2 separate regions of the Homo sapiens genome follow, and region 2 is linked to region 1. Evidence: chromatin loops called from intact Hi-C (ENCODE). Cell type or tissue: heart right ventricle. All regions are shown on one strand.

Evidence for each region. Peaks named below come from ENCODE experiments on the same cell type or tissue, not always from the same donor. Only the 100,000 strongest peaks of a DNase experiment are listed, where the experiment ranks them.
Region 2: it touches region 1 in a loop (3-fold over the local background); 35 of 110 quality-filtered maps call a loop at or near these places.

What each region holds. Positions count from the first base shown.
Region 1 is chr2:204,687,484-204,695,483 of GRCh38, reverse strand. All of the region lies in intron 2 of PARD3B (par-3 family cell polarity regulator beta), which reads right to left. Among named protein-coding and RNA genes, the nearest start is that of PARD3B, 150 kb to the right of the region's middle. In heart right ventricle, a CTCF peak has its summit at 3,365 (motif pointing right); a DNase peak (open chromatin) is centred at 3,403; H3K27ac peaks cover 435 bases.
Region 2 is chr2:205,671,266-205,679,265 of GRCh38, reverse strand. No RefSeq gene overlaps it. Among named protein-coding and RNA genes, the nearest start is that of NRP2, 7.2 kb to the left of the region's middle. RefSeq lists an enhancer at 1-851. In heart right ventricle, a CTCF peak has its summit at 3,152 (motif pointing right); no DNase peak of the experiment used is centred here; H3K27me3 peaks cover 426 bases.

The sequences.
Region 1 (8,000 bases):
ATACTGCTTTAGTGAAGCTGATTTCAGCTAGGTATTAGTGGAGCACGATCTGAATCAATACACACAGGTACTGGTGACTGACACTAGTACTCACAGGCATTTGCATTTTTAAAAGAAGATGTTTTATAGCTTAAGTAGTCTTCCATTTGGTATAATTTTAGGTATTACAATGAGATTGTAATTCGTAAGTTACATAAGTAAAAAAACAGATGTATATTAAAAAAAAATAATGGTCCCATACCCCTAGGCCAAAGATATGCCTATACAAATAGCTTCAAAAGAAGCTAATGTGAGAGAGAAAATTGGTAGAACTGGGTCCAGTAATGTAACATATGGTGAAAGGCATACTGTAAAGATGAAAGTGTTCATTGACTCTTATTTTGAATTACATTTTTAGCTCTAAGTAAAGCATTATTGTGATCTCAAATTTTATTGGGTTTTTCCCTCCAACCAAACTTAAAATTTTACACACATATCAAACATTTTCTTATGGTTTACTCTTCACTGTACTCAAATGCTTAGCTAAATTAATAATACCATAGAGCTTGATCATGTCATTCCAACCTCTGATGAAACCTGTGTGTCACAATTGTACACAACAAGCAAACAAATTCAGGGCAAGTGTACACACTCCTCCACATACATACATCTGTGCACAGATTCTCTCATCATACGTACATACACACATACACCCATACACACTATAGTTGTCAACCAACTAAATTGCGGAAGGCACATATCTGACATGGCCATCATCAAGATTACTGTAGTTTAAGTTACTATCTCTTGACACTATTTGCCTTAGCTATAGTAAGGTCACAAAGGCATTGATTCCAAAATTCTTCTCTGAGGTTGAAACATGCCCACAAACTGTCTCCTAATAAAATATTTCAAAGAGACAACGTAGTTTGGTGGAAGAAAAAGGTAGTCAATTAGAAATCTTCAATTCTAGTTCCCACTCTATCACTAACTAAAATTAAACATGTTTATGAAACACTGAACTACAGGTAAGAAGTCTATGGGCTAAAAAATATTTTAAACAATCATCCCAGTCCTAAAACAGCACACAAGACACCTGGACAGACAAACCAAGACTTAAAAAGTTAAACAATAAAATTCTTAAGAACTTCGAGATGGTAAGTGGTAAATGTTACTAGCCAATAACATTTGAAAAAGAAAAAAAGACCACTTAATCGTTTCTATAAAATTTCAGAGCACAGAGGATTTACTTTAGATTGAGATGATTTACAAATGTTGACTGGGATAAAATACAATTTCACCTTGATCTTGAAAAATTCATAAGAACTGAACAGCAGGAATAGATACATTTTTTACACGTATATAGTGCTTTGTAATTTCCATTGTATTTTCCTGCACACTTTTTCAACCTTCCCAATAATACGATGTGAACGATATCATTTATCACTCTCATTTTACCAATGGAAAAACTGGAGTTACAAGTGGTTGAATGGCTTATTCAAAACCTCAAAGCATACGTTCATTCATTGACTGTAATTATTTGAACAGCTAGGAAATGCCAGGCACTGCTGCAGGCACTGGGAATACAGCAGTGAATAAAGCAAAGACCCCCTCCTCATGGAGCTAATATTGAATAATACAAAATACAACATAAACTGAATCTTCGATGGGCAGGAAATAGGGACAAGGATATAGCAGACAACCGGAACATTAAGAAAAAAAGCTTTGGAGCTAGAAAGTCCATGATACATAATAAATCGTACAGTAGTTTCGCCACCACTGCGGTTGAAGTGGGTTTAGAGAAAGTTTGGAGGCATTGTGAGGCCTCTAAATGGCTACAAAGTTTGGACTTGATGCAGTATACACTAAAAGGAACAATATGATTTAAGCAATACTTTTTAAATAATGTAATTTACATTATTAATAGTGTGTTAATTACAATAACAATTGATGACTTACTACAGGCCAGGTGCTCTCCTGAACACTTCGTGTTAACTTACATAATTAGTACTATTTTTAGTTCCACTTATCCATGATGAAACTAAGGCACAAAGAGGTTTAGCAACTTGGACAAAACTAGACAAATAACAGGGCCAAGAAATGAACTGACTTTTTTGTCCAGAATCCAAGATCTTAACCATTCTGCCTACATACGAGGCACAAAAACAGCTGACAGGTAAGGAAGAGACTAAAAACAAGACGACCAATTTCTTGTCAATTACAGTAACCTTGGCCTGAAATATTATGGATATAAATTTGGTAGCTGTGGAAATTCAAAGACAAAAACAAACATATGGGAAAGGATAAAGGAAAGAATAAATTGGCTTTATTAAATAACTAAATTTTTAAAATAACTGCAAGTTCAAGTCTGGGAGACTAGGAGAAGGTGCTCCTAACCAACAAAAACAAGGATGTCAATGGAAGAAGCCAACTTGAAACTAACCAACAAAAACAAGGATGTCAATGGAGGAAGCCAACTTCAAACTGAGTAGTTTTGATCTGCATGAGATGTTATCAGCATCCTAGGGAGGAAATGCAGAAATGGACTCAGGAACTAAATCAGCTACAGACATCGTGTTCTATAACCTCTTCCTGGGTAGGATATTTCCTCTTTTGAAAGATGATGAGTTTAATCCACATGACTGTTGAGGTCTTGTTTGGATCCATGATTCTACAATTTTGTAATTCTATAAGCGGAGAGTAATCTTGAAAATTCTGAGCTAAAATTTCATGACCAAGGTAATTCATTTGTTCTTCAGGAGCTTCTGCATTTATTTCTGAAACCTTCTCCAAACTTCTTCTATGTGCTTTTGTGCTTTTATAACATCAACTCCCATGAACCAAAGTAAGACTTTTTGAAGGAAAAACAAAAACACATCATATCCTGATTTGTTTTTCTTTTAATTGTGGCTTTAAAATAGGTACTTTAGCTTGCGATGGAAATCTTACTGATAAAATGAGGGCTAAGAAATGAAATAAATCAGGACCTTTAAAAAAAAAAAAGCTGTTTAACTTAATTTAGCATTCTCCTTCTCCAGAAAACACAATATACTTCATAGATTGTCCAACTACAGACTGAATAAGTTACACACTTCATCACCACCAGCCATTAATCTTTCAGCCAGCAAACAGGTAGGCGGGAAGAAGTCTAAATTTAAAAATAAATTTAAAAGAGGAGTTTTTATAAATGCAAGGAATTTCCTTTAGCCCTTACTAGAAGATGCACAAAAGCACAGGGAAATATATGCAAACTCTGGCTTTATTCTCCATGCCTGAGTCTGTGAGTTGTAACAAAAAACATAGCAAAAATTATTTTCAAATAAAGTAGAACAAAATACTTCATCCTGTTCAGGAAGTAGCTCCTGTGAGCTGGTTTCTAGGTAACTGTGGACCCACTAGAGGGCAACAGAGTGTTCAGAAAGCAATTTGGCTTAAGAATAAAGAGCCTGGCTTTAGGTCACTAGTTCATGCAGCATTGCGCAAACCAGTCTCCATTTTAAAATCATGTTACATCTCCAAATGCTCCTTATGTTACCAAATAATATGTTCTGATAAAAGGATTCTCATTTCCAGTTTAATCATACTGGCATTTTCATTTCGCAAATAATAACAATATATTAATCCAAATGTTCTGTCATATTCAATATCTTCTTATAAAACTATTTTACCAATTTAATAACTTCATTCATATCAGTTTTGTTTAAAAAGCAGTTAAAATATACAGTAAAATAGTTTATTTGATGTTTAAATACCTAAAAACATCTAATGGTAACATCAAAACACCTACATTAAAAATACTGTAATAGCACTACCATAGTATCATTAATATAACAGCATTTGAGTTCTCAGTATATGCTATACTATACTTAAAATTTTATATAGTTTACCTACCTAGTTTTCCTACACCAACCCTGTAAGAACATTATATTCATTTTACAAATGGGGAAACCAAGACCAGAGAGATGAAGAAGCTTGCCCAAGGACTGATAACTAATAGGAGATAAAACTGAACTGAAATTATAACATTTGAATACCAGATATCACATGTGATCCAGTGGGCAATTCACTTGGAAGCCCTGAAAACCACTGGCATCTCTCCAAACTAGCCCCCTAGGATAGGCAAAATTTAGTCAAGAACAGAGGCATCTTTCCATGTTACTTTACTACATAATACAGTATTACTTTTGTACAGTTAATGAAACCATGGCAGTAATTGACTTTATATAATAGATGTGATAGACTGCCATGTTTTCATGTTATATTGCAGTTGTCTTCTTCAACCCAGCCAAAAATTAATAATGGCAATTACCAAAGAAAATAATCATTTTAAAAAGCTTAATACTCAGAAGCTCTCATGCTCACTTAAAAGGAAGGAAGCATTAAGCTTTGCAGTGGTTTACTAAGCATCAGTCTTCAGACTTCTTAGGGCCTTTACATACTGCAGCGAGAAACTGATAAGTGAACAAGGCTGTTTGTCTGTGACTTTGAAATAATTTCTACACTATAGACGATAACAGCATAATTAGATATTTAAAGATCAAGTCTCAAAGAGTGAAGGCTCACCCAATAAACTGAGGATCATTTGTGATGGACTTTGGGAGGAAGGCAAAGAACAAGGAACCCATCTGAAGTACAAAGCATTTATCTCATCCTGCAGGATCTCAATGCCCAGTCAATATGAAATTTGAGAAGACTAACATCACTTTAAAAGTTAAAATGGGAAAAGAGGCAGTGTATGTATTAGTGTCCTATTGCTGCTGTAGCAAGTCACCACAAATGCAATGGCTTAAAACATCACAAATTTATTATCTGACAGTTAAGAAATCTGAAACAAGTCTCACTGGGCTAAAATCAAGGTATCAGCAGGACTGTGTTCTCTCTGGAGGCTTTAGGGGAGAATCCATTCCCTTACTGATTCCAATGTCAGAGGCCAGCTACATTCTTCGCTGGTGGCACCTTCTCCATCTTCACAGCTGGCATTGGCTGGGTGTGTCTTTCTCACATTTATCTCTCTAATACTCTCCTGCCTTCTTCTTTCATTTATAAGGATGCTTGTGACTACATTGGGTCCATCCAAATAATCCAGAATAATCTCTCCATTTTAAGATCCTTAAGCACATCTGCAAAGACGCTGTGTCATGTAACATTCATATTCACAGGTTGTAGAGATTAGGGAGTAGACATTTTTGAGGCGCCATTACTCTGCCTACTGAAAACAGCACAGTCTATAGTTGGTGCAAAAAAGTAGTTACTGTAATACAAACTTGTTTTTCTTTGTAATTGCATATGGTGGTTAGACTTCAAGTGCAGTCTAAAGCGTCCAACTGAAATTAAACTGTATCTAAATCAAATAATCTGGGTCCTAGAGAAAAGAGGATGCAAAAGAAAGCAACAGAGGTAGAGCTGACAAGCCTTTACAATAAACTAGATGCAGGCTATAGGCAAACAGGGTTGAAATATATTAAATATGTATGGCATATTAATTCTGAATTAATTTATAAATAAATTGTATACTCAACTGTTTTGTTATACTCAACAGTTTGGTCTATTACCAACCTTTTCTTAGCAATGGTGGTGACTACGTAAAAGCAAAATTCATGTTAATTTATGACTGATGAATTTTCGTAATAGAAATTATAGATACAAGCGCCAAACTGCTTGACACATCAGAGAAGAAAAGAAATAAGATTACAGAAATTTAAATTCTAGGTTCCAGAGTCTGATTGTGCCATTTACTACCTGTGTGATCTTGGGCAAGTTACTTACAATTTCTGTGATTATTCTGGAAATTAAAAATAGGGATAACACTAGCTCTTGTCTTCAGGATTGCTTTAAAATAACGTAGAATAAATAAGGGCCAAAGACATTCTGGGCCATTGCTAGTCATCAATGATTAGGTTGTTACTATTGGGTGAACTAAGTTGGTAGCCTTTAGCAACCAGAGAGGAGACATGAGTGTAAAATTACAATTCTTAGATATTTATCCCAAAGAACTCGAATCATCAGACTGATAGACAAACTGAAGAATCTTGAGAATAACTGTCACAACCAGATAATTATTAAGTTTCAGCACAACATTTTATACAAATAGTTATCATAAGATGCAATATTCCAAAGCTGTTCCAATAATATTTTGACACATATAGGCTAGAAGTAGTGTAACACAGTGGAGACTTGGTCCCCGTGGAAGCTGTACTAGGAAAGCAAGTTTAAAAAACCAAAGCTCCCAAGCAGATACCATGTATGCGCCAAGCACTATGTTGGCCAAAGGAATAATAGAAGTAAGACCACAGACAAACCACTTTAGGCACAAGTTTTAAAAGTCATTTCTTAAGAACACTGGCTGAACTTTGTTAGAGCCTTCTCTAATTTGAAGTACAATATCATTTAACCTCTAGTTTCTACCTTTACTGAAGTGTATGGGATGGTGTTACCATACACTAAATGGCCCAGCCTCCCCTGCTTTCTAAGTTTCTGTTTTTCCTGCCTGATATGCTGCAATAGACCAACAGTTCCTTAATGCCACTTCTCACCTGGAGTGAGAGTCTTTCCTAGGAGGTGAGATATTTTGGGGTTAGCACAATGATTATGTGCATCTATCCGTGCCTCTTTGGACTTGTTCTCTATCCACATTTTAAATGCCAAAGATTATTAGGTAGCCAATTTGCAAACAGGTGAACTGTTATTTTGTCTAAGCTCAATACCGCCTCAAAGGATCCTGAGTGAGACTGATATGTCATTAAGCATCCACAAAGCATCACTTATAGTTACTTCTTAATCTAAACTGCCAAAAAGTAAGGTAAAATGAAATTTGGCAGGGCCTTCTTTCCACAATAGACATATGGACTATAAAGAAATCTTAAGATTACCAAGGTTGTCAGAAAAATAAGAAATTCTTTTTTTCACCTTTTTTTTTTTTTTTTTTTAGATGGAGTCTTGCTCTGTCACCCAGGCTGGCCTGCACTGGTGTGATCTTGGCTCACTGCAACCTCTGCCTCCTGGGTTGAATTGATTCTCGTGCCTCAGCCTCCTGAGTAGCTGGGATTACAGGTGCATGCCACCACTCCTGTGTAATTTTTTTGTATTTTTAGTAGAGATGGGGTTTCACTGTGTTAGCCAGGATGATCCTGATCTCCTGACCTCGTGATCCACCCACCTTAGCCTCCCAAAGTGCTAGGATTACAGGCATGAGCCACCGTGCCACTTACGTATTTTTTAAGAAGAAGAAATGGCAACACAATTTTTTCTAGCAACATCAAAAGTATAAATTGTCATAAACTCTGCAGAACAATACCAATTAGGCATCATGTAGAAATATTGAAGTACATTAACAGAATTGTTAAAGCCGAACCCAAGCAGTACTAATCCTCAGCTAGGATTTTAACTGATTATCTCACTTTTTTACCTTATTTAGTAATGGTGGTAGAGTCCCATTAAAACAGAGATTACATATAATAAAGCTGTTTCTGTGTGTAGTAAGTGGATTATGGTTATAAACTGCATTGCTGAGATAGTTTAAAAGAATGCTCTAAATGTGAGAGCTCTATGGGACAAATTATCTCCCTGGGCACTGTTCATGGACTTATCCTTCTAGTAATGAGGTATTGGATGAAGCTGGGGTAAGACATTTTCTTCTCGTCCTTCCTAAACTTGCCATTTTTTGGCCCTTCATTTTAATGTTCTGGACATCAGTGAAATTTAAGACAGGAACTGCCTTCTACATTAATAAACAATTAAAATATCTGGATTATTTCAAAGGAAGAAGATGATCCCTAGGGAAGAAGCAGAAAGTGAAACAGGGTGAAAGAACTAAAAACCCTTCTTCAGGGTTCTGAAGGTTAATAATACATTAGTTACCCTTTTATTTACCCTGAGACCAACTAAATAAACAGGAAGTATATATCAAAATTACATACAGCAAGAGTCAAGTGTAGAAAGTAAAGCTGTCTTTTTCACTCATTAATTCAGTAAGTATTTTTGGGAATCAAGTTTGTGTAAGATATTATACCAGATACTACTAA
Region 2 (8,000 bases), 980 kb before region 1:
ACAGACCAGTAGTTGGGAACTTCTGATCTGATGTGTTCTATTTACACACAGCCTTCCATAAATGCTCTTCCGTTGAAGGAAACCTGGACAAGCATTCCTTCACATTTCCTCTCTGGGTACTTTTCAATATGGGGCAGATGTTTCAGGTTTCTTGGAAAAACCACCAAGAACAAGTTCTCGAAAATGCTGCAGTGGTGGAATTCCCAGATTTACCTGTGACCTTTAGCAGCAACTGCAGAGAGCCAATTTGAAAACACCAAAAGCCTCGCCTCATGCAGGCAGGAGCTTTGCAGGGACATGTTCAAAGTAGCGGCTGATGGGTTTATGAGCTGGAGCCAGACCTTTCATCACCAGCCCACTCAACCATTGGTGGTTACTAGAGGTTCGTTTCAGGTATGCTTTTCCATCTGTGTTCATCCCACTGTACTTACGAAATGTTCATGGATGCATGACTATGCCAGAGGTATGCGAGCAAGACAGAGATTTAGGTCTTGCCTCTCGGGAACACAGGATCTAAAAGCTCCAGAAGTTTCATGCTTCCACAATAGATATCACGTGTCACATGGTGCTTCCCCTTATCGGAGCCCTAACATCAATAAGCTCTCACCCTGAAAAGGAAAGATCTAAGGCATAATTGCATCTTAATCTGTAATTTAACACACTGCCCTAGTTAAGGTTTAGCTACATCTGTCTCAGAAGCAAAGCTTCAGTTAAAATGGAATAGGTCCTAATTTATTATTCTCTCTTTTGTTTGATGTCAAAGTCCAGGTTTCTGGTCACTAAGGGTTTTTTTTTTTTTCTTACTCGCCTTTTAAACAATCAACTTTTTTTTTTTCCAGCACACTTGAATATTGCCCAGTAGTTTCTATTTGACATTTCTATTCTAAATTGATATTTCTAGTATATTCTATTTGGTGGGTTTCTGGAATCCTTACAGATTTCCATAAAGTATTGAAATCTCCTTCACTCCATACTGGGTGTATATCTCATTTCTTCCTCAGACACAAACACTGGATCTGGTAGGAGGGGCCCTTATGAAACAAAATTTAAAAAGCAGCAGCAAAATGTGCAAAATTCATTCAGACCTCCCTGGAATCCTTGGAAAAAGAACCTAAAGAAGCCCTATTGCTTCTTCCAGTCTGCCTGGCTTTAGCATGAGTCTGATCTTCCTATGCTACATTAATTTTTCTACCTTTGAGGCAATAAGCGTATCAAAAAGACCCAGTCAACCCTCTCCCTTAAAACAGCACTCTCCATTAAATCTTCTGCAAGGACGGTGGTCTCTGTGCTGTTCACATGGCTACTGCGCACTGGAAATGTGGCTAGTGTGAGTGAGTCACTGAACTGTAGGTTGTATTTAATTTTATTCATTTAAATGTAAATTGCCGCATGTGCTTACCAGCTACCATGTTGGACAACTCAGCCTCAGAATCAAAAGACCAGAGCTGAATAATTCCCATAGAAACCCATAGAAATTCACACCCTTATCAATCTCTGTGGTTACCATACTTGTTTGCCAAGAAAGGAACCCCAGTATCAGCAGAAGTTCTGATTACCAAGGCAGCATTTGAAAATGCTCACTGTCTGTTTGGTTAAGGAAGAGAAGAGCTAGCTTATATTCATATTATTGTCTATCATCCCATGTTCTTTCTACGCTCTCTTGGATGACTTTCCCAGAGCACTCACCAGGAGTCAGGGTCTTTATGATGCTCTCCCAGCTTCGGGCCTCAACTCCACTCGTCAGTGGAGACCACCGCGGAGAAGCAGGTGGGGGCAGCAGAAGCCTTGAGGACAGGGCAGCTGGACCTTCAGTCTCTACTTGGGTGTCCTTGAAAATTCTGTTAACCAATTTGGAACCACTTTTCTCACCTACAGAATGATGGGTTGACTTGAATGATTTTTAACCTTATCTGGTTTTGAGTTTTGGCTATGACTCTTTCCTGATCGCATTCTCACTCGTGGATTTAAAACAGGCTTTAGTCTGAATTCTGTAGGCCAACCTAAGCAAGTTGAAATTAATGCTCTTTTATCCTTAAACTGTTAATGCATGGATGGGGCTTCAATGGATATTCCATCATCATAGTATTTGCATTGGGTACTTTTCCCAAACAGCGAGTGCTAATGAGTATGTCAGGCATCTTGGCAGGGCTTTTTGAGGAGATATTTTTCAACAAGGCTTTTTCTAGCCTATCATAAAAAATACAGATTCCACTTGGCAATCACAACCAAAGGCCAAGAATGTATTTGTAACGTCATAGCACTTATAGGTTATGCAATTGGATATTTTAGGGCTACGATATGAAATTTTTAATCATTCAGAAATATTTTGAAGAGAAAATTCCCATTCTCTTACTAAATTCATAGATGAATTTTCTTGGAAACTTGAATCTTCCACCCACTAGTGCACATTACCTTGCCTTCATTCACATGCATATGTACCCTATCAAATCCCCCACAGATTTGTAAGGGATTTTTTTATTGTTGCTATTGCTGTTTTCAAATTTGTAACCTGTGACTTATGGTGCCTTAATTAGACATCTACATGTCAGGTGATTGTTACATTATGATGGCAATAGCTGCTAATTTGAGCGTGAAAGTCTTGATGGAAAGGCAGTAGTCAGGGAGCTGACCTTTTGCTATTGAGGAGACTCCAGGGTGGGTTAATTCACACCCACCATAGTCATTAGTTCCCACTCTCCTCCGTCATATTTACTCCTACATAGTTTACTGAGCTGCCAATCAACCCTTAGTATCTGGATGAGCACACTGATGGGGAGGGGGCTGGCATGGCGCTTGCTTTCCTGCTGCAACCAAGAAATCATTTATAGAGGCAGTCTCTTTTTCAGTCTCCAGACTCAGATACTATTTATTTATTTCAAAATTAAATAAAAAAGAAAATAAGTAGTACACATCTTTTAAAAATTCAAATTACACGAAAAAGTATCCTGTACAAACTTCACACCTGTCCCTTAGTTTTCCAGTTCACTTCTTCCCCATTGATGCAGGTTTTGCATATTCTTCCAGAGATATTGAGACGATATGGCAAAGTTAAAAGCAAAGACACATTTTATGTTTCTCTCTAACTTTCCTTCTCTAGCTCTTTGCCTCCCTCTTTCCTCTAGTCCAAAGCAGTAATGATCTTGAAAACCATTAGGGGGCAGCTGTGACCAGAAAAGGAAACAACAAGCAGAAACGAGGAACTAAAATCCTAGAGGAAGAGAGATGCAAAAGGAAATGAAAGGAATGCTAAGCAGAGAGACCAGCCAAAGAGAAAAATGGAAAAAAGAGGAAGACGAAGAAAGAAAGAAACACAAGCATTATAAAACAAAAGGAAATGGAGAGCGAGGTGATGATATTAAAAAGCTAAAGGCAGCGTGTGTGTTAGGGGAGGGATAGCTTATGAAGGCCAGGGATTATCTGAGGTTTTGTTTTGTTTTGGTTTGATTTGTTTTTTTTTAAAGCAAACCTGTGGAACCCGATTGACTCAATGTTAGCAGAAAGTAGGAAGTTATCTTTTTCAGAACTGGAAGGCATTTATTGTGCTGGACTTTACATTCTTAGGACATGCTTCAAACTGAAGGGTTCTGAGCACCCTCTGTCCATTTGGGCTTGCGACGTGGCGGGCAGGATGGAGAGGAACAGCCCGCTTCCCTTACATCTTCAGAGTGCTTAGAAATGCTTTCAGGCCTCAGCAAGACAGCAAAATTAACCTGAATATAAAGGTGTAATTCTATTTCTCAGGGCAGCAGAGCTAAAAAACGAAGGAAGGGGCTTCTTTTGAAGCCGATGCGATAATCAAAGTGCTTTCAGGTGTACTTCGGGCATACCTCCCCTGGTTTCAGCAGGCTAACTTCATTAAAGCGCCTAGCTACTGCTTTAATGTTTTCTAGGCTTTCCCCCAGGGTACATTAAGCAGAAACAAGCTCTCATGGGAGCTTGTTCCCTGATGTTTTGCATTGTGGATGGAATGCAGGGGCAACATTTATGCTGGAATAATATTAAATGGGAAATCGTTTCTAGAGCACAATAAATATGATCACTTTCAGCTAGTAACCTCTTCTCTCTTTCTAATCCAAACTTTCCCTCCCCACCTTTAAAAAAGTGACAACAATTTTAGGAAACTCTGGTCTAGAGTCACCAGATAAAGCATGGACCATATGCCTCCATTTATTATTTGCTGAATCTGATTCAGAAGGTAGAATACTCCCCAAGCTGCCCCAAACTCTATGCCCAATGCTACTCATCAAAATTCAGTGAAAACTTTTATTTTAGGATCAAAGGCACCAGCTCTTGGTCACATTTGTTAGACTCATATATTTACTGAAGATCCAAGATGGGTAGAGTCTACTTTGGGTATGCTGGGGTTATAAAGAAAAAGCCTGGGGTGCACCTGCCCTAAGGAACCCTTAAGTCCTGGGCCAGATCAAACTGGGGCTTTCTCCAGTGGCCATTAGAGTTTTGATGAATTACGGTAAATTGCAATTTGACCTATTTTGAACAGTGGTCATTTTCCAGAATGTGAGGTTTCTCCTGTAGCTTAAAGTGAGAAGCTGTCTCTAATCCCACCTCTCTCTCTCTCATTCCCTTTTTCTGTGACATGGATTCCCAGAGTTGAGTTTCTAAACTGTTTTAAAATTCATACTGGAAACTTGTCCAAACAAAAATCTCTGACCAGAAGCAATTTGCTTCCCTTTAAAAAGTACCCTAAAGTTAAATTACATATTTACTTGACTTTGTGTTTCTTTGCTAGAATTTGGCAAGGATCTAGGATGTGAAAACATTTCCCATTTGATTTCTCATTTCATTTGATTATAACTTAGAAGGAATAAATGTAATTTTTGACCTTTCAACACACCTGGAAGTATGTGTTCCTCTTGCTGTATTTGACTGACAGTATTCTCATAAATAGTGTGGCTTCTCCAACACTGAGCTCCCTTACTCCTTAGAAAATGGAAGAGTTGGCTAGGCGCCATGGCTCATGCCTGTAATCCCAGCACTTTGGGAGGCTGAGGTGGCAGATCACTTGAGGTCAGGAGTTTGAGACCAGCCTGGTCAAGATGGCGAAACCCCAACTCTACTAAAAATACAAAAATTAGCCAGGCGTGGTGGCAGGTGCCTGTAATCCCAGCTACTGAGGAGGCTGAGACAGGAGAATCACTTGAACCCAGGAGGCGGAGGTTGCAGTAAGCCGAGATCGTGCCACTGTACTCCAGCCTGGGTGACACAGCAAGACTCTATCTCAAAAAAAAAAAAAAAGAAAAAAGAAAATGAAAGAGTTACACTTTAGGGGAGAGGAGTATTCTGGGGCAAGTCAACTTAATAATATTATTAGACTAAAAATATAAGACAACATATCATAGGGAACTCATGGCCCTCAACAGGGGTCAAGAGACCTAGACTCCGGTTCTGGCTTTTGTGTTGATGCTGTGTGCGCCTTGGCTACATCGTTTCATCTTCTTTTTCCTCCCTCATAAAAGGCAGGTTGTTATTCCACAGCAATGACCCTACCAAACTATTCAATCGAATCTACACTTGATAGAAAGCAGGGTCGAATCTACAGCCCTCCTTGTTAAAAAAAAAAAAATGTATGGAACATATGCTATATGCCAAGCTCTGCATGAGTGGAATAACAGCCAGTACATCTGTGAAGGTGGCTGTTCTCAGGAGCTTCACTTCCTTAAGGGAGAGACAGATAACACTCAGGACAGCAATGAGCAGGATCATTTCAGATGGTGATAATGAGTTCTAAGAAGAAAATAAGATAATGTGATAGACCAGGAAACCAGCAGTCAGGAAATCTGGTTTAGCCCTTCCACTAACCAAGGCTCTAATGTAAGCAAGTAACCTGGCTCAGGCTCAATCTCATCTTTAAGATAAGGGGTCATGCTGTTGTGTCACATTAGTGTTTTTCAGAGTTCAGACTGCCATTCGTTAATGGGTTATAAAACCAATTTAGAGAATTGTGATCAGCATTTTTAATGTAATAAATCAGAATAAGAGTATGTATTGTTTCATGAAACTGGTTTGTACATACATATATATATCCATACATATATAATATGTATATAAAAGGATATATATATGTAAAATATACATATAAACATACACAACTGTTCTGGGTCCCATGTAAAATATACTTTTGTGTGTATGAGTTGTCATAGATTAGATGACCTCTAAAATATTTTTAAGCTTTCCAACTCTGATTCTATTAAATTTTTATAGCAAGGGCCTAATGTAGCATAGTTTTTATTTGATTTTACTTATCATTAAATAAATGGTAGTATTGCTCTCATCAGAGAATTGCCGTGTTTAACTCAGTTTCAGGTACATGATTGGTGCTTGATAAATGTTTTTTGAATTAATGGAAATGAGATTTATACACTAGGTCTTAAAATAAATACAGCAACCTGATACGAATCACCAAAAAACTTACCAGTCAATGCATCAGAATAATTTACTATATCTTCCTAAATGCCAGCCATATAAACCAAATTCAAAACTTTATTGCCCTTTCTTTTTGTGATACTAGGAAAAGCCTTTCCTTAGAATTCTCAGAAACTCTGTTAATATTAAAAGAAAAAAAATAAGAGCTTAAAATATTCTTCCCCAAGAAAGGCAAACTGCTTTTTTCTTACTTATAACTGTAATTCAATAAACCTCTAGACTGTTTAAAGAAATAAAAGAATTAGTGCAGAAATTTTTCTATTTCTTTTCCTTGAGGACCCAGATAATTCTGCCTCCCTAAAAATTCCCCTGACCTTGCGAGTTTTAATTTCTTAAGCCACCTTTTTTTAGCATGCCAGTAATTTTACTTTAATGCAGACTTGTTCCTTAGTTACGGCTTAAGTAGTAGGCTTCTCAGTCTCAAAATTATTTTTTTAATTATACATTTGATTAGAGAATAGATGACCCAAGTCTTCCATCCTTCCTTTCCAGGAAGCCTTGTTGACATCCATTGGGATGGGAGAACCAGACCAAGGAGATCCCACTGAGGAATCAATGATACATCATCCTTAAGAAAGAAATGAGTAAATGGACCGTGCTCAGTGCCCAATGCACATTCCTATGAGTTAACTTTCAAGTGTATTTCCTTAATTGCCTGAAAACACATGGTCAGGCAAATTGACTTAGAGTTTAGCAGCGCTATACCCAATCTTCTAAATCCATTCCCTCCCACCTTCCCCAATGGGGCAGACACATGTATACGAAGAAGCAGCATCAGTAAACCGGCACCCTAGATGAAAGGCAACTGCTCATCCAGAAGGCACCAATAACACAGTCATGTTTCCATTAAGGGGCACCTTGGCTTATGCAAAACTGTACTTTTGAGATATGACATAGAAAATCACATTTTTGTGAATCAAAATGTAAATAATCTAAAAAAGGCACTATTTGAAGGGAGCCCAAATTTTTAACATGACTAAGGGCTCCAGAACTGATCAACCCTGTAAGTTTAGTTTGACATGGAATTAAGTATATTTGCTTGAAATTGGTTCTGAAACTATTATTTAGACAAAAACGTGTAAAAATCTTTGAAAGGCCTTTGTATCATTCTATGGTCTTTATTTGTATTGTCGTTATTATTACTCCTGTTATTAGTGATGAATTTGCCCAGGTCAGGGAAATTCAATGTATTTATGCTTTTCTTCACCTTGCCAACTGTAAGTCATATCAAATGCAAATCCATCCCATCCATTTCCCCAAGTAATTCCGATTTTTGTACATTTTTTTTCTTGCAGAATCTCTCATAGAATCATTTTAACAATTATACTCTGGTGAAGATATGCTAAGATTGGTAATTTTTTTTTGGTAGCTGAAGTTAACAGCACTTGTCATTCTGAGATACAACGCCCAACTGACACTGAGAAATGGCAGCTTTCAGTTAAACAAATGCAAAGCTGTATTTAGGCTCATTTGCAACATTGTCATGGGAAGAAATCAAAGCCTCCTCTGCTACTATTTAAAAAATCCTCACCAGGGCGATTCCATCAGAAATACTG